Regions from separate parts of the Homo sapiens genome. Here region 2 is linked to region 1. The links are chromatin contacts, found by Hi-C or POLR2A ChIA-PET in ENCODE. All regions are on one chromosome and are shown on one strand. Each heading gives the region's core, a stretch centred on a gene start or an enhancer-like site at or near the end of the contact. The rest is flanking DNA. Distances are from core to core; before and after follow the strand shown. Region 1 overlaps IL23R (interleukin 23 receptor). Region 2 holds the start of IL12RB2 (interleukin 12 receptor subunit beta 2).

Evidence for each region. Hi-C counts contacts between places; a loop is a spot of excess contacts on that map. ChIA-PET counts read pairs that join two places held with the same protein, here RNA polymerase II (POLR2A). Pooled maps may share reads with other maps.
Region 2: a pooled map shows a loop between it and region 1 (5-fold over the local background). The contact joins the promoter of IL12RB2 here to the enhancer-like site in region 1. A Hi-C loop is called at or near these places in 2 of 168 maps with a recorded cell type or tissue (astrocyte of the cerebellum and endothelial cell of hepatic sinusoid), 1 of 37 single-sample maps with no recorded cell type and 6 of 50 pooled maps. POLR2A ChIA-PET finds 5 or more read pairs at or near these places in 5 of 52 experiments (WTC11, activated B cell, activated CD4-positive, alpha-beta T cell and 2 more).

What each region holds. Positions count from the first base shown.
Region 1 is chr1:67,210,031-67,216,600 of GRCh38, reverse strand. The region is part of intron 6 of IL23R (interleukin 23 receptor); the gene reads right to left. Among named protein-coding and RNA genes, the nearest start is that of IL23R, 47 kb to the right of the region's middle. RefSeq lists an enhancer at 1,097-1,236. Within about 2 kb of position 2,045, at least 2 of the 41 ENCODE cell types and tissues checked have a DNase peak (open chromatin) inside an H3K27ac peak, as active enhancers do.
Region 2 is chr1:67,305,149-67,311,464 of GRCh38, reverse strand. It overlaps IL12RB2 (interleukin 12 receptor subunit beta 2), which reads right to left and starts at 3,592. Exons shown (of 17, transcript NM_001374259.2): 1 at 3,498-3,592. RefSeq lists a silencer at 3,540-3,729 and enhancers at 4,190-4,239, 4,270-4,369.

The DNA of each region.
Region 1 (6,570 bases), core at 796-3,295:
ACTATGCCCATTCATTTACATAATTGTCTGTGACTGCTTTCACGCTACAAACACAGAGTTGAGTAGTTGAGACAGAAATCTTATGTTCTGCAAAGCCTAAAATGTTTACCATTTGGCCCTTGAATAAAAAGTTTGCTGAGACCCTGGTGTAGCTTAATTAGAGAAATGAGTCACCAATAATCCACTTACTTGAACACATAGCTGAGATTTCCCTGCCTCTGTCACTAAAGTTGGACACCATTAGACAAATAATAATAATAATAGTAATAGCTAATGTTTCAAAATATTATCCACATGAACTTGACATTATAAAAATCAATGGAGATGCAAAAAATGATCATGGCACATCTCTGCCTTCCATGAGTTCACAGTTAAAGAGTAGAGAAATAGAAGTGTAAACAGGCAAGTATATACAATGTGGCAAATGCCCTGAAACAGAGTATACGGAAGTAGGTGTGGATTGCCGTTCGCAACTGGGAGCTCAATTTTTGACATGAATTTGAGGGGCCTAGGAGACAGCCCATAAAGATACAAACAAATAGTTAGAAATATAGGTCTGACTTTCATGAGAGTTGGGAGGGCTCCAGTTTCTAGCCTACATACAGGTGTAGCTGAGGCCTTGGGAATAGGTGAAAGGAGTAAGAAAGAGAGGAGACAGTGAGATGGTAGGTATGAAGGGAATGTCAATGTTTAGGGAATTGGCAGAAAAAATAATTTACAAAGGAAAGGGCATCCAGAAATATTGATAGAAGACTAACACATTCTTGAAATGGGAAAACCAAGAGGAGAGACATTTTCAGGACAAGGTGGTCAACAGTGTCAAATGCTAGAGTAGGATGAAGACTGCCAAGGTTCTTGGTCTTTATTGTTTGGAAAGATGCTACCATCTTCCTCTCCTCACACGAACTGGTTCCAGCAGCAGGTGGAGAGCCTTGATGACATTTTGAGGTGGATTGCAATAATGCCCAGGTAATTTCCCAGCCCCATATCCTGGCCCTTTACCATGTAGCTTTGAACGTTCTCCCATTCTGGCTCTGGTTTGTCCATGTAGCTTGCTTTGAGCCAACAGACATTGGTAAGCCTGATATAAGCAGAGGATTGAAAGACACTGGAAAGATTGGGCCTTAGGTACTCTTGCCCTCTGCCATCACCATAAGGACATGCCCAGGCTAGCCTGTTGATGGCAGAAAGAGGACCAGGAGACATGTAGAGGAGAGCTCATGCAAAGACATAGGAGTGAGCCAGCTGAGCTGCAAACACATGCCCAATTCCAGCAAAGCTCACCTTAGACCAGCTGGACCCCACTGACATTGAGAAATAAATGTTTATTGTTATATGTCCCTTCAGCTTTTGTGGCAGTTTGTTACACATTATTGTGTAGCAGGACGAGCCGCAGACAAAACCTCTCAGACACCGAGTTATAGAAGGAAGGGCTTTATTCAGCTGGGAGCATCGGCAATCTACCGCCTTAAAATCCGAGCTCCCCGAATGCACAATTTCTGTCCTTTTAAAGGGCTCACAACACTACAGATTTCACATGAAAGGGTCGTGATTGATTTGAGCAAGCAGGCGGTACGTGACAGAGGCTGCATGCACCAGTGGTCAGAGAGAAACAAAACAGGGCAGGGAGTTTCACAATGTTCTTCTATACAATGTCTGGAATCTATGAATAACATCGCTTTCTAAGTTATGAGTTGATTTTTAACTACTGGGTTTTGGCCAGGCAGGCCCAGTCCTGGTTTCGGGCCTGGTGCTGGGTTGCCTGTCTTTGCTTTTACTTCCTTGTTGTTTTTTCTTAAAACAGGTACTGAGTATAAAAAAATATAAAACAATATGAGAGGGTCTCTCTCTTCCCTCAATCGTAGCAGTAGATAGCCGATATACCAATCCCTCTTATTTCATGTAAATAGGAGTATGTAATAGACTAGAAAAATGTTTAGAAAATAGAAAGGAATTATATTACCAGTGTCTCTGAATAAGTTTTCAGAAACCAACTGTTTTCTGGTTGAAACTCTCATTCTCTGCTCCCCCTGGTGGTGCTACATAGGCCATCTTGGTAACAGGTACATTTGAGCTCACTTTTCAAAACCTTCTCTTTGTCAGAAGTGGCAAATGGAACTGAAAGAATATTTGTTATCTCATATGGTCTTCATAACAATCCTTTGTGACAGGTAGTATTAGCTCCATTATATAAATAGGGAAACAGAGTTTGAAAGAGGTCAAGCCAGATTTTTTTGAACTTATACCATCAGTAACTGAGTGCCTCTCACAGACTCTACATCACTTTAAAGACCACATAAATATTTAGAAAATGAAAAGACAGGTCTCAAACCAACTTTGAAAAGCTAGTTATATTTTGTAATCAAGATTACATAGTAGGTGGTTTTTCTCTGAGATGTTTATTTTCTTTCTTTTTATAGAGATGGGGGTCTCACTGTATTGCCCCGGCTGCAGTGCAGTGGCTATCCCTGGTGGGATCATAGTGCATTACAGCCTCAAAACCCTGGCTCAAGTGATCTTCCTGCCTCAGTCTCTCAGGTAGCTGAATATAGGCTTGTATCACCCCTCCCAGCTGAGATTTATTTTCTTCTTGCTATCTCTGAGCCTTTACTAAAATCTGTATATATTCCAACCTGGTCTAAGCTAGACTTCTAGGGAATTCAGAAGGGAGAGAGGTAAATGAGGTGGGAGCAAGATGTTTGTAAATGTTCTCCCAGAGGCAGCTGTGTCTCCAGAGACAAAATCTGAAGCTTTGACCTGGAACCATCTTTCAAGAGATAACTAGAGTCATGTGTCACTTAACGACAGGGATACATTCTGAGAAATGCATCATTAAGCGATTTCATCATTGTACGAACATCATAGATTGTAATTACACAAACCTGGGTGGTATAGCCTACTACACACCTAGGCTATATGGTATAGCCTGTTGCTTCTAGGCTACAAACCTATAAAGCATGTTACTGTACTGAATCCTGCAGGCAATTGTAATATAAATCACTAGGTGACAGAAATTTTTCAGCTGCATGATAAGTTTATGGGACCACCATCATATATGCCATCCATCATTGCCTGAAACATGGACTGCTGCGTGGCACATATTCTCCTTGCCTCGTCAGCCTAATTCCCTTAGATACTTCACAGTCTGTATGTACCTTAGCTAAAGGGGCTGAAAAGCACCCTCAATACTGTGACTTTCAGTTGGATTCCTTTGCTCTACTATCCCTGCTGCATGGCTCCCCTAGAGGCTAGAGAGTAACATTACTAGCTAGCATTTAGTGAACAATTACACTATTCCAGGCTTGTAGCTAACTTCTTACATCATTGGATCCCCTTTCCCACAACAAACACATGATATAAGGGCTTATCTTATCCCCATGTTATGTATGGGAATAACGAGGCACAGAGAAGATAAGAAACATGCTCAAGATTGCATGACTAGGCCGGGCGCAGTGGCTCGCACCTGTAATCTCAGCATTTTGGGAGGCCGAGATGGGCAGATCACTTGGGATCAGCCTGGCCAACGTGGTGAAACCCCATCTCTACTAAAAATACAAAAAGAAGCCAGACGTGGTGCCCGATGCCTGTAATCCCAGCTACTAGGGAGGCTGAGTCAGGAGAATCGCTTGAACCCGGGAAGCAGAGGTTGCAGTGAGCCAAGATCACGCCACTGCACTCCAGCCTGGGCAACACAGTGAGACTCTGTCTAAAAAGAAAAAAAAAGAAAAAGAAAGATTGCATGACTTAGCCAGGAGCAGTGGCTCGTGCCTGTAATACCAGCACTTTGGGAGGCTGAGGCGGGATGGTTGCTTGAGCTCAGCAGTTAGAGACCTTGACACTAGCCTGGGCAACATGACACAACCCTGTCTCTACAGAAAAATTTTTAAAATTTAGCTGGGCATGGTGGCACTCTCCTGTGGTCAGCTACTTGGGAGACTGAGGCAGGAGGATTGCTTGAGTCCAGGAGGTCAAGGCTGCAGTGAGCTGAGATTGCGCCACTGCGCTCCAGCCTGGGCAGTAGAGCAAGACCCTGTCTCAAAAGGAAAAAAAAAAAAAAGATTGCATGACTAGAAAGTAGCAGAGCCAGGCTTTGAACTCTAGAGCCTGTGCTCTTGGCCACAAGGCTTTCCTGTCGCTTTGAAGTAAACCCCCCACCTCCAGCAATATCTAATGGAGGCAATGCCACCACGGAGCTAAAGTGGTAGAAGAGACCTGTAATCTTTGGTATCCTCCCACTCCTCTTGACTCTGACTTTCCTGTCTTCCTACAGACATGCAGAGACAACACTTCATGCATGACCCAGATGAAATTGACAGTAGCAAATGTAAACAAAGCTTCATTCTGGCTACAGTGACTTGGCTTGAGTGATCTGGATAGAAATGGTAATTCACTTTTTCTGTGTTAGTGGTTGTGTTTAAAGGAAACGTGGTAGATTGACTGAGGGAGTCATGAGTTTAAAAAAACTTTCTGAAAAAAATAATGGTGGAGGAGACAGAAGTGGCTTTGGATTGAAACCTGTCTTTTCATTTTCTAAATATTTATTTGGTCTTTAAAGTGATGTAGAGTCTGTGAGAGGCACTTAGTTACTGACGGTATAAGTTCAAAAAAATCTGGCTTGACTTCTTTCAAACTCTATTTCCCTATTTATATAATGGAGCTAATACTACCTATCACAAAGGATTGTTATGAAGAGCATATGAGATAACAAATATTCTTTCTACTCTATTTGCCACTTCTGATAAAGAGAAGGTTTTGAAAAGTGAGCTCAAATGTACCTGTTACCAAGATGGCCTATGTAGCACCACCAGGGGGAGCAGAGAATAAGAGTTTCAACCAGAAAACAGTTGGCTTCTGAAAACTTATTCAGAGACACTGATAATATAATTCCTTTCTATTTTCTAAACACTTTTTCTAGTCTATTACATACTCCTATTTGCATGAAGTAAGAGGATTTGGTATCCTTTTTTTTTTTTTCCTCTGGAGACAGAGTCACTCTGTCACCCAGGCTGGAGTGCAGTGGCTCCATCTTGGCTCATTGCAACCTCCACCTCCCAGATTCAAGCGATTCTCTTGCCTCAGCCTTCTGAGTAGCTGGGATTACAGGCACACACCACCAGGCTTGGCTAAATTTTTTGTATTTTCAGTAGAGACGGGGTTTTGCCATGATGGCCAGTCTGGTCTTCAATCCCTGAGCTCAGGTGATCCGCCTGCCTTGGCCTCCCAAAGTGCTGGGATTACAGGCATGAGCCACTGCACCCAGCCTAAGAAACTCAGTATTCTTTAATATCATTCTATGACTGTGATACTATACAAGGACCCCAGGTGTCTTATTAGGATAAAACCCCATTAATTCAGAATCTAGGACTTGAGAATTGTATTTGTGTTGTTTTGAAATTTAATCTAAATTCTGCATATGCAAAAGGAATTCAGCAGGATCTTCACTTGATTATCAATCAAATGATGCAGAACGTGGATCCCATTTAAGTGTATGCAAACAACCATAAAGTTCACATTTATGATTTGAGTGAACAAAGGTAAACAAGTTGACGTAAGGAATTTACTTTTAATGAGTAATTTTTAGGGTATATAATAAAATTAGTATAGTTTTGCCCCCATCTTCTTGATACTTTTAAGATATATTACTCTATAGCAAAACCGATACTCAGAATCAGTCTTAAACAGCAAAAGGATTTGGAATCATGCTTAGCACCAAAGAAAAATTAAGTTATGTTTAATGTATTTTAGTGTTAAATACATATCACTTTATTTAACGCGCTGAAAACTGGTAATTTCACAGCTGATACATAACTGTTAATTAAGAAAAGCCAGGCCAGGTGCTGTGGCTCATGCTTGTAATCCTAGCACTTTGGGAGGCTGACGAGAAAGCCAGGGGGAGGATTATTTGAGGCTAGTTCAAGACCGGCCTGGGCAACATGGCAAGAATCTACAAAAAAATAAAAATAAAAATAAATTAGCCAGGCATAGTGATGAGTGACTGTAGTCCCAGCTACTTGGGAGGCTAAGGCAGGAGGATCACTTGAGCCCAAGAGGTTGTGGCTGCAGTGAGCTATGATTGCACCACTGAACTTCAGCCTGGGTGATGAAGTGAGAGTCTATCTCTAAAAAAAAAACCTTAAAAAAGTATCGGAAGGGAAAAAAAAAGGCCAGAAACTATTTCTTAATTATTTGGACTAAATGGCAGTTTGTTACGCTTAAAAATAATCAAATAGCATTTCTTTTAAAATATATCAAAATTGGAACTTCTTCCTAAATCAGGCTAGTGTTCCTCCACAGCTGAAATTACTGAGTTTTATTACGTTGTTCCCAGGTGCTGTTATCTGATGTGACTTTATTAATGAACCTTGCAGCTATGCCTTTCTTAAGACACTAGATAATTTAACCTTGGCATTTAAGGATGGTTAGTTTGTTTCTCTAGACGTTCACTTTTTTAAACTCATTTTTACTCGGATTATCATCATCTTTAAGCTCACCTAAGACTCAGGCCTATACTGGTAATAAATATTACACTCTGAACTATACACTTTTCACTTAAAAAGAAACATTCATACA
Region 2 (6,316 bases), core at 2,343-4,842, 93 kb before region 1:
TAACCCAGAAAAACCACACATAAATCCAGAATTGGATTCGAATTACATTCTATGCTTCCCTTCTCCATGAGCACCTGAGAAATAAAAATCCAAGCTTGATGCTCTGTTAGTCTAACTGCTTTCCCTCTTCTATCGGTTTAAATTCTGCAGGAACAGGCTTACCCCTCTCATTTATTCTCAGCATGCCTCAGGGCTCCCATGTTAAACCCACAAAGCTACTACCTCCAAGAGGCATTGAACCATGTTTACGCTCATCACCTCAGTCCAAGCTCCCAGAAGAGCCTCCTGAGCAACTGTAGTAGTAATGAAAAGAGCAGTGGATCCGCCCAGGACACCTAAGTCTTGGCTCGGATAATTCCAGCTATATGGCCTGTGACAAATCACTTGACCACTCAGCCTAAGTTCCTTCATCTGTAAAAAGGGAATACAAACAGCACCTACTGGACGGACGTGGTGACTCACACCTGTAATCCTAGCACTTTGGGAGGCTGAGGCGGGCAGATCACGAGGTCAAGAGATCGAGACCATCCTAACCAACATGGTGAAACTCCGTCTGTACTAAAAATACAAAAATTAGCTGGGCATACTGGTGTGCGCCTGTAATCCCAGCTATTTGGGAGGCTGAGGCAGGAGAATCACCTGAACCCGGGAGGCAGAGGTTGCAGTGAGCCAAGATCGCACCACTGCACTCCAGCCTGGCGACAGCAAGACTCCGTCTCAAAAACAAAAAACAAACAAACAAAAAACCAGCACCTATCTCACAGGATTGTTGGGAGGGTTAAATGACAAGCTGTTAGCAGAGTACCTGGTATATAGCAAGAGCTCAATCAATGTTACCTGCTATTATTATAAGAAAAAAGGCAGTATTACTTCTTTTCAGTGACACTACGAGAATTAAGTTAGATGGCCTTGCTTTTGACTCCTCTCTTTGCCCATTCATCTGATTTAACACTGAAAGACTGATTTGATTAAAACTAGATTCCATACCTCCTAACTTCATGCCACCTATCATTTAAGACATATTAAGTATTCTCAAAATTTTCCCAAACAATTTTGACTTCGTAGGTCATGAACTGGGCCTTACATTTCTTTATATTCACTAAGTCTAAGTCCAGCAAATGCACTGACCATAATGTACATGTTCAATACTTATTTGGAAAACAAAAACAAAAACAAACCACTGTTACACTAGCGAAGAACACTAGAAACTTCCAAGGGCAAAGGAAATTGTATAAGACTTCCTTTGGGATTTGGCTTTTTTTTTTTTTTTTTTTTTTTTTGAGATGAAGTTTCATTCTTGTCGCCCAGGCTGGAGTGCAGTGGCGTGATCTCTGCTCACTGCAACCTCTGCCTCCCGGGTTCAATCGATTCTCCTGTCTCAACCTCCCGAGTAGCTGGGATTACCATGCCACATGGTGTGTGCCACCATGCCCCGCTAATTTTTGTGTTTTCAGTAGAGACAGGGTTTCGCCATGTTGGTCAGGCTAGTCTCAAACTCCTGACCTCAGGTGATCCCCCCACCTCGGCCTCCCAAAGTGCTGGGATTACAGGTATGAGACACCGTGTCCCGCCATTCTGCACAAATTTATTTGTAGGAGTTGACAGCAGTGCTGTGAGCGTAATTACAAAGATGACAAATAATTTGGTAGAGAACAAAGCAGGTGCAGCAATACAAAAATAAGTCCACAACTGAGAAATGATGCCCAATACCTACTGTACTTGGCGGATTCTTCTACCTTAAAAATTACATGTGTGCTTTCGAATTTTTTTTCACACTAAAACTCATTCTAATACAGAAAAGATTCCGTTTGTCAAAGTTTGGGAATTTATCAGCCTATGTAATGAACATGACATTCAAGAGGCATGACATATGGAAAAGAGCATATTGCAAACTTTTCTGGAGGCTGTTGTGCCTAACAGATAGTGTAATGTATTGAGGATTTCACATTAAAATAGGGAAGGAAAGTGTTAGCTCTTAGCCACTAAGGTCCTTTTAGTTATGTGTTGGACAGAGAAATAGGGCACTGTACCATTCCTATTAATGGAAAATGAGAATCCAACGTTTGTTTGTTCAAGTGGAGGTGGTTATAAGGTTCTGAGCCAGAGAGGTGGAAACAGAAGGAACACAGTTTTGAGCCAGAAACCTGTAACTCTCTAACTGTGTGAAACATGTAAGTTTCCACATCTGTAAAATGGGAATACTAATAACAATTTCACCATGTTTTTAAGGAATTAGATAATATATATCCAAAAACCAAATACATAGTAGGTGCTCAACAAAGATGTTCATCTACACAGAGCACACACATAGCAGATTATAACAATTATCTAGAGTTTTAAAAATGGGGAAAAAAGGACTAATTTAGCTTTATTCTTTATATATATATGTGTATGTGTGTGTGTGTATATATATATATATGTATATGTATGTATGTATTTATTTTTAAGACAGAGTCTCGCTCTGTTGCCCAGGTTGGAGTGCAGTGGCCCCATCTTGGCTCACTGTAACCTCTGTCTCCCGGGTTCAAGCAATTCTCCTGCCTCAGTCTCCCGAGTAGCTGGGATTACAGGTGTGCGTCATCATGCCCAGCTAATTTTCGTATTTTTAATAGAGACAGGGTTTCACCATGTTGGCCAGGCTGGTCTTGAACTCCTGACCTCAAGTGATCTGCCCACCTTGGCCTCCCAAAATGCTGGGATTACAGGCGTGAGCCACCGTGCCGGGACCCTGTTCTTAGACAAGGTCTATTTGTATGCTTTTAGGTTACTATTTGTAAGACCTGGATCTAATGGTACAGATACATAATCCCGTACAATGCTGACACTGATATTTAGTGTGTCCTAGGGAGATGAGGAGGGCCTCATAGTTCACAAAGGAAGGGGCATTTCACAGAAGAGAAAACTGAGGCTGGCCAATTTGCTTGCACCAGAGCATCTTGCTAGTAACTGGCCAGGCAGGGACTCGGGGTCAGTCCAGAGGCCACAGGAAAGACTGCTGAGACAAGGTTAGTTCACCCTCATCCGGGACTACGGAAGGCCCCCCCCAATATCTTACTCACATTTGATACATTTTCAAGCAACGGGAGCCACGTCTGTGGGCCTGAACCAAGGCTGGACCCTCAGGGGTGCCCTCTGCCCTTTTCCAGTCGCCGTCCCCTCCCTTCCGTTTGAGCCCACCACTCTGTGCCCCGGCCCAGAGAGTACCTTGGAGGCTCAGTCCGCGCGCTCCCTCCCCTCCATCCAGCCAAACCACCACCCAGTACCTCCAAGTGAACATCTGTGCCCAGGGCGTTAGGACTGTGATGAAGAGAAGCCATTTCGGATCGTATTGGAAGACTTTAAAAATATATATATACATATATATATATAAAGAGAGAAGCCGTCGCCGAAGCCCCCTCGGGAGACGCGAGACACGGAATCCCGGGCACGCAGACACCCCGCTGGTCCGGGATCCTGGGGCTCTCTCTGTCCCCGACCCCGAGTCACTGGTCACTCACCACGTGTCGCCTGCCAGCGGGCGCGGTCCCGGGCCTGCGGGGACCGGGTGGCCCCGGTGCTCTGGGCCGCACGTGTCGCGCTCTCCGCGCTCTCTGCCGGCGCTCGGGCGTTCCCGGTGCCAGCGCCCGCCCTCCCGCCTCCGCCTCCCGCCTCTGCGCCACCAACTCCGGGGTGGGCGCGGGGAGCTGGCGGCGAGTGAGGATCGGGCCGGGGCGGGGGTCGGGGCTGGGCGGTGGCCGCAGGGCGGAGAGGACTCGCTTCTCAGTTCAGCTCTGGAAGCGCAGCCGGGCGGGCGCCCGTGGTTTCCACCCCGCGGGTCGAAGCGGGCTCGGGTGGGATTCTGCCACCTGTGGGCTCTGCTGTGTCGCCTTGAGCAAGATAATTCTCTCTCCACCGTCAGTTTCCCCTCATATAAAATGCGGATAATAAAGCCTGTCTCATAAGACGGAGCAAGGGTTGACCGAGGTGAGGTGCGTTTATGCACCAAGATATGATAGGCGCGATAAAATCGTGTGCTCAGCGTTCACAGCCATAGAGACGTGGCACTTTGTTGACAGCCATCAGGGAACTTTCCTCGCAGATGTCCTTTCTCTGTGCTCTGCACCGCCCAGCTCTTACCACACCTGAGCGCCGAGGCCTCCCAAGTGGGCTGTGCACAAGACCGCCCACTGGAGTGCGGGCAGAACATACTGGAACTTCCATTTGTATTTGCTGTCTAAAAAATGAGAAAAAAGTTAAACTTGAACAGATGGCGTGTCACCACTCCCGTATAGGTCCCGTGTTATAAGTGGTGTTCTCAGGCAAGAGGGAAAACTGCCCAGAGTACAGAGGGGTCGGCAGCTCTGCATAATATTCATGACATAATATTTATGACAATATTACTTAGAAAAAAACTGTATTTAAACCTGTAAAGACAGACTCTCACTCTGTTACCCAGGCTGGTCTCAAACTTCTGGCCTCAAGCAATCCTCCCGCCTTGGCTTCCCAAAGTGCAGGGAATACAGGCCTGAGCCTCTGCACCCGTCAGCTTAGATTTCTTTAAATCTAAGACTTCCTTAATTATAAGATATACCATTATTTATGCGCTAGTAAGAAATAAAAAGAACTGCCAGGTAAACAATAACAATGCTTTCTCAACATTTAGAATCTTTTAAACTAAAATTTTATTTAGTTTAGAGATTTTATTTAGATATCTCTAAATAAAATTTAGATTTTAAACATATGTATATTATCTATCGAATTTTTTTTTAAGTCCCCCCCCCTCCCCCACCCCGTTGTCTCTGGAGTTTTCTTCTAGTCCACTGAGCCCAGTACAGGTTTGCTGAGCCCGCAGAAGTGGACAACTGCATACCACGCTTCTGGGCATTACCTTAAAACCGCTCTCAATGTTTGAGATGTTAAATATGAAAAATGTACATCTTGGAATCAACAATGTACAGTAGATTGTCTTTATGGGATTGTGACATACTGTAGTTTACATGCTTTAGTAATTTATCTACATGAATAATTTTACTAAAATCTTTTAAATCGTAGAATCTAGAATCTTAATATTACTTTGTAATGAGATGATACATAATTGTAGAAATCATTTGTAACAAAGATTTTAAAAGTTGTCTTAAAGTGAGTTATTTTCTTTATTTTTACAAAAAAACCCCAAATATCCTAAATTTGCTGATCTTTTCTGTATTGATATATGGCTCTCAGTACATGTTATCTAATAGATCTTTTTGAAGAACAAAAAACCCCAGAGGTTTATTTGTTGTTTCTTCAAGGTAATTTTCACACCAAGTGATACGTTGTTATGAAGAGACGATTTGAAAACAAATATTTCGAAGTGTTCCCATTATTGTGTGTTTTTCTTACTGAAGATTTTATGATTGTCATCACAGAAAATGCTTTTAAAAACTCGGAAACAATTTGCTATTTTGTTTCAATCTTTTAATTGAGCAGTTCAGTGGATTTTAAATCCATTTGTTAAAAAATATAAAAATGCAGCAGCTTCTCATTACTTTAAAAACTGATTGATATCAAGAATAAGATTATGATAGCCAAATGTTATAACAATCTTGCATAATTCATGGATTTTTCAACACTTTTTAGTGAGAAGGAAGGCTTTTAGTTTTGTTAATAAATCAATAATTTCAAAAATGCATTTTACTCTATCTCATTTAAAAATTTAATTTATATATTTGTGTGTGCATATGTGTGTGTGTGTATATACACACATATAAATATACATATGTTTTTCTGTTTTTTTTTTTTTGAAACAGCGTCTCACTCTGTTGCCCCGGCTAGAGTACAGTGGCACAATTTCAGCTCACTGCAACCTCCACCTCCCGGGTTCAAGTGATTCTCCTGCCTCAGCCTCCTGAGTAGCTGGGACTACAGGCACGCGCCACCATGCCCGGCTAATTTTTGTATTTATAGTAGAGATGGGGTTTCACCATATTGGCCAGGCTGGTCTCAAACTCCTGACCTCGTGATCTGCCCACCTCAGCCTCCCAAAGTGCTGGGATTACAGGCGTGAGCCACCGCGCCCGGCATACATATGTTTTTCAAGGAAATAAAAAAACAACCAAACATATGTTGGGGATGTTTCTCAAAAATGCTTTTTTTTTTTTTCTGAAGGAGTATACCATCTAAAATGTTGAAAGACCACTGCTCTATTAACTTCTAATGGCAGCATCTTACAAAATTGCAGAAGTCAGACACAAAATGGTGTCTCAAATGCATCTAAGGCATATTCTTTGAGGGAACAGATGAGAGCTGTTGAGGAAAGAACTTGAATCTGGTTGTTAAGCAAGCACAACAAATTATG